2 separate regions of the Homo sapiens genome follow, and region 1 is linked to region 2. Evidence: read pairs that join two places in POLR2A ChIA-PET (ENCODE). Cell type or tissue: PC-9. All regions are shown on one strand. Links, peaks and the distances in the headings refer to the core of each region. The heading gives the core; the rest is flanking DNA.

What was found. ChIA-PET counts read pairs that join two places held together with the same protein. Peaks named below come from ENCODE experiments on the same cell type or tissue, not always from the same donor. Only the 100,000 strongest peaks of a DNase experiment are listed, where the experiment ranks them.
Region 1: POLR2A ChIA-PET joins it to region 2 with 8 read pairs; 2 of 35 experiments call an interaction of 5 or more read pairs at or near these places.

What each region holds. Positions count from the first base shown.
Region 1 is chr13:39,022,656-39,025,578 of GRCh38, reverse strand. PROSER1 (proline and serine rich 1) reads left to right here. Exons shown (of 13, transcript NM_025138.5): 7 at 1,023-1,106; 8 at 2,449-2,527. Among named protein-coding and RNA genes, the nearest start is that of PROSER1, 14 kb to the left of the region's middle. In PC-9, for the core only: no CTCF peak of the experiment used is centred there; DNase peaks (open chromatin) are centred at 1,568 and 2,108; H3K4me3 peaks cover 386 bases; H3K27ac peaks cover 1,872 bases.
Region 2 is chr13:39,615,491-39,618,413 of GRCh38, reverse strand. No RefSeq gene overlaps it. Among named protein-coding and RNA genes, the nearest start is that of LHFPL6, 14 kb to the right of the region's middle. In PC-9, for the core only: CTCF peaks have their summits at 1,934 and 2,142 (motif pointing right); no DNase peak of the experiment used is centred there.

The DNA of each region.
Region 1 (2,923 bases), core at 218-2,717, 590 kb after region 2:
TGTCCACCACAAAGACTTTTTTGTAATGCTGCTTGAATGTCCTCATGACATGGCAGCTGGCTTCTACCAGAGCAAGTAATCCAAGCAAGAGAAGACAAGTGGAAGCTGCCTGGAAGTCAGATGCCATCCTTTCTGCAATGTCCCATGTGTTACACAGGTCAGCCCCATTCATTCTGGGAGGGAATGGTGCAAGGGCAGGTAGGAGATGAGGATCAGTGGGGGACATCTTGGGAGTTGGCTTCCACACTAGTATATACCATTTAGCCACACACAGTGTTAGGGCGATGACACACTGCAATAATCTATCAACTTATTCTGATCTGTTAATTTTAACAGTCTTGAATAAGGTCTCATTTACCCTTGACAATATAAATAATCACACTTAATCTTTATAGAGAACACCATTTTTTCTTATCTACTTTCAACTGTAACATAGGTACTCTTATTCTTTGAGTATTATACATACTGTGGCATTGGAAGTTCATTTCTGATTGCTCCTATTTGTGAAGAAGAAAAATCAGAACATACTGTATTCCGAAAAAAAGCAATAATACAGTAAAACAATGCAGCATAACAACTATTTACACGGCATCCACATTGTATTCGGTATTATAAGTAATCTAGAGATTATTTAAAGTATATGGGTGGATATGTTCAGGTTATATGCAAATACTATGCTGTTTTATATAAGAGACTTGAGCATCCATGTATTTTGGTATTTATGGGGGAGGTCCTAGAACCAGTCCCTGTGGATACCTTATATTTTCCTGTCATCCTCTCTGTGTTTTTCATGTTCACTTCTGAGTACCTTTGCATGTGATATGAGAGTTCCATAGCATAGGAGGATTGAGGACCTTATCAGGGTCATGCCGCCAGCCAGTGCAGAACTGAAATGGGAATGCAAGTCTTTACACTCTTACCAAGTCCTTTTCTTCAGTGTAATACAGTGAGGTTGGTTATTGTTACTGGTTTGAGGGTTTTTTTTTTAAGTTTCAATTACCTTTTTTTTTTTTTTTTAATAGGGAACTCCTTTGAAAAAAGATGGTGAAGAATGTACTAACGAAGGCAAAGGAATAGCTGCACGAATTCTTGGGCCATCCAAACCAGTATGTTTAGAAAATGATGAAACAAGCCCAAACTCCTTCCTACATAAAGTTTCCTTTTTACTCAAAGCATAAATTTTATTTTTGTGTTGCAAAGTTTGAAGTATTCTAGAAATTGTAGGAGAGTGAGAGAGTGAATGGATGAGGGAAACATAAATATTTAACAGTAGTAAGAGCCCCTTTGAGATTGAGCTTTTTATTTTAAAGTAGAATCAGTGAAATTGCTTTCAGTTTTTTTCTCGAGATGCATTCAGCTGCTCAGTTGGAGATACGGAGTGTGGAGAGCTTGTTTTAACTAAGTTTGTAGTTTAGCTGAATTAGTGTTAGTGAAACCACAGTGAAGTCACAGGTTGAAAGTATTTACAAGATAGTGATTATAATGATTGCAATGTAAACAGGACAGGAGAAGACAACCCCATGGGTTGAAGGATCTTTGGAGTTGAAGTACTAGAGGCCTGCATACAACCACCTTGCAAAACCTGCCTGTCCACATGACAAGAACTCCAGTGGAGTTGTTTATGGCAGAATAGTAACAGATCATGGTTCTTGCACAAGACTTCAGATAGGGCCACAATTATGGGAGCTGGAAAGAATCTGGCTCCCTTACCACCAGTGGGTCCTTTCCCCTGCCTCACAGGCATGCACATGCTCTCTCTGTAGGTAAAAAGTACAGCATCTGGCTTAGCTTCAGATACTTCCAGTTTTCTAAAGACCAGTGCTTTGAATGCTTTTTGTTACTTAGGTAAGCTCCATCAACTGTAAAATAAGTATTGGTGGATTTATGGATTTCAAAAGGCAGAACAACTAACATACTGAATTCCTGATTCCAGTCTATGTTCTACTGGAGTTGTCAGAATGCCAAATGCTAACGCAAACAGTGCTTTTTTCTTCTAAAAGGAGGAAAGAGGGTGGGAATGAGAGGATGAATTCCTATCAGTTTAGGAGGATGTTGCCATTGGGAGTTCTTGCGTAATTTGAGATTGTAAAACCTAGAAGGTTTCTTGTCTTTGTTATGTAGGAGGAAACAGGAATTCTTGGTTTAACTTAGGCTGGGCCTGGGAGGAGTTTGCTGTTTACAATGAGATCTAACCCCTTATTGGAGATGATTTTAAAAATCTCTGGCCACCTCTATGGCCATCTTTGGCAAGATCTGCATTTGGAATTTAATAGCAACCACATTTATTAAAGCAAAGAAATTTCCCTCATTTGTTGTCCCATGTAGTCCAGTAGTATGATATGCGGGGACATTTTTAGCATATTAGGACTAAATATTTTGAAAGACAAGTTGCCAGGAGACAGCTTACTTGATTTTCTTCTAACTGCTGTATTTTCCCCCATGTTTTAGCCTCCTTCAACATATAATCCACATAAACCTGTTCCTTATCCGATACCTCCATGCCGACCACATGCAACTATTGCACCAAGTAAGGAGTTCCCTTATTTTTTACTTGTTTTTCTTTTTTGCTGTTTATTTATTAAATTGAAAGTAAATGCTGGTCTATGTGGTTGGCAAATCTGTAGCACTTATGAAATGCTACTGTGAGCTTAATTATGCCCATAGTTAGCTAGTAGTGTCCTGGCCTACAACACTGCAGCAGATAGTTTATTTAGGATATTTTCTTTATGATAAATTAATTAGATTATTTTTAGTCATTCATTATTTATGGGTTTTCACTTTGGTAAATCATCTTGAATTCCTTTTTTTGGTAGTTGGTAGTTCAGAGGCATCATTCATGCATTTAACTTCAAAAAGTCAAGTATATGCGTTTGGCAGAAAAGACAAATAATGTAAGTATAGCAGGTTCTGCCTGCCATGCCAT
Region 2 (2,923 bases), core at 260-2,759:
CTTCTGCTTTTATATTCATGCTAAATCTGTTTTGGCTCTAGGTAAGGTTAAATCCTTCTCCCACAATCTGGATTTTCAGGTTCCCCAGTGGGGATGTGTGTTTGGAGGCAGGTTTGCCCCTCCTCTCACACTTTGGGAACTCACAGCTTTTCACCTGTCTCATGGAATTTGCAGTGGCCTGCTACTTCTTTCAAAGGATCTGTGAATTGTTTTGGTTTTCCTGGTACTTTTCTGTGGTGGTTCCTGGAGCAAAAGTCCATGGCGTGAGTCTCCACATGTTCTGTCTTTCCAAATGGGAGCTGCACGTTAGCCCTGTCTCCGATCCTCCATCTTCCTCCTCTCTCTTCTTTATTAGAATTTAAAGATAAGAAACTTGTTGTGAGGAGTAGAAAACATTTTGAAGATGATGCCAAGTCCTGTGGGTGAGTTCTGGCTTTGCATTTAACTCCTTGTATGACTTTTAGCCGGATAAAACTTCTCTGAGTTTGTTTTTTCATCTCTAGATGGAAATAATCCCATCTGGCCTGCCTCACATGGCTGTTGTGGAAGTTTACATGAGAAAAAAATATCTGAAAACACATTCTAATCTGTGCCATGTCCATCAATGTGAGGTGTAGGTGGGCATATTGGCTCATGCCTATAATCCAGCACTTTGGGAGGCTGAGGAGGGAGAATCTCTTGAGGCCAGAAGTTTGAGACCTGGGCAACATAGGGATGCCCAATCTCTATTAAAAAAAAAAAAAAAAAAAAGAAGTGAAGTGTTATCCACAAGAATGTCCAGCACAGAGAAAGACATAGAGCAAGTTCTTAATATACATATATTTTTTAAATTGTATCTTGGAATACTTGGAAATTTACGGAAAATTTGCAAAGATAATACGAAGAGTTCCCATACACCCCTCACTCAGTTTTAGTTTCCCCTAATGTTATCATTGTTATACAATGGTAAATATGTCCAAATGAAAAAAACCAACATTGATACAGGACTATTAACTAAATCCTATACTTTCACCAAACTGATATCCCAGTTTTTCTCCTAATGTCCTTTTTCAGCTCCAGGATCCCATGCAGAATACTATGCTGCATTTAATCCTCAGGTCTCTGTAGTCTCCTCTGCTCTGCAACAGTTTCTAAGTCATTCCTTGATTTTCATGATTTTGACAGTTTTGAGGAGTTCTGGTCAGGTATTTTGTAGGACAGCCCCCAATCCGGGTTGGTCTGTTGGAGTCATGGGATTTTGGAAGGAAAACCATGATGCTGAAGTGCCCTTTTTTCATATAATATCAGGTGTAGTTGGTGTCCATATGACATTATTGGCAATGCTCACCTGAGTCACTGGGTTAAGGTAGCATCTGCCAGCCTTCTCCACCGAAAAGTTACTATTTTTCCCTTTCCATACTCTAGTCTTTGTAAGTGAGTCATTCAGTGGAGTCTATCTTCAAGGGTTAGGGGGATAAATTCCACCTCTTTGGTGGAGTGGGAGATGGGGAAATATATACCTATATTATTTGGAATTCTTCTGTAAGGAAACAGTATTTTTTTTTTTTTTTTTTTTTTGAGATAGAGTTTCACTCTTGTGGCCCAGGCTGGAGTGCAATGGCACGATCTTGGCTCACTGCAAACTCCGCCTCCTGGGTTCAAGCAATTCTCCTGCCTCAGCTTCCTGAGTAGCTGGGATTACAGGTGCCCACCACCACACCCCGCTAATTTTTGTATTTTTAGTAGAGACGGGGTTTCATCATGTTAGTCAGTCAGGTCTCGAACTCCTGACCTCAGGTGATCCACCCACCTTGGCCTCTCAAAGTGCTGGGATTACGGGCATGAGCCACCATGCCCGGCCAGGAAACAGTATATTTTAAACCATCGAATAACAGGAACAATATTGATTGATATGAGGTTCAGTTTTTATTCTCTGCTTACTTAACTTCTGGTAAGAAAGCTAAGATTAACCTTTCAGACAATAGGCAGAGTGCAGGTGGGGGAATGAAGAGTCACTAAAGACCGAGAAAACCCACAAATTAGAGAATAAGCCTCTTTATGCCTGAGAGTTGACTGTCATTCCAGCTACCCCATTGCCAAAGAGCAGAGCTTCCTAATATGGGAAAGCATACTCCTGTGATAACAGCAGATGTCGCTATTGAGTAACGGCCGTGTAGCTTCTCCCTCACGGGGTCTTTGCCTAAATACTAAGCTCTTGCTGTAGACTGAAGAAGCAACATTCTATACCTATCATTTAAATTCTTCCCTGGAAGATATTTTAAAATTTAAATAAGAAACATAATATTTATTCAGTTTCTGCAAACTGATCAAAGTAAACACTGTGTGGGGGTTTCTATATCAATTCTAAAGTCTGATATAGACTATTTTAGTGGAAACATGGGTAAGTATTCCATTTAATTTATTGTTTTGTCAGTAGACTTTCTTAAACATTTGATACTCAGATGTATCTCTATTCTTGCAATGATAAATATGGACAACAATATGAAGAATTAGAAGGTCACGGATACTTTTGAGACAGTATGTTTTGTATTCTATCCACAAAACTCATTTTCAAAAATAATTGTTAGTTAGAATTGATATAAATCAGTTAGGGCTATTGATTGCATGTATGAGTTAATGTTATTTAAGAAGGATTTCAAGATTGTACTAATGAACCCAAAGTACTCTATGGAACCCAAAGTGCTTTCACATCTTAAAGTTACTTAGTAGGACCATCTGGGCCTCAAATTGTTGAGTCCAGTATTTTCTTTGTCTCTGCTAAGGTGGCTGCTAAACTGGATTGTCAAGATAGGCTCAGAAATAGGGAGGCAGAAAGAAAACAAAGTTAGAGTTGGACTTGATTAGAGCAAGAAAAATCTCACTTTTGGAGGCTTTTCTCTCAGAATTCTTTTTTATGTTTTATTTTTTATTTTTGAGACAGAGT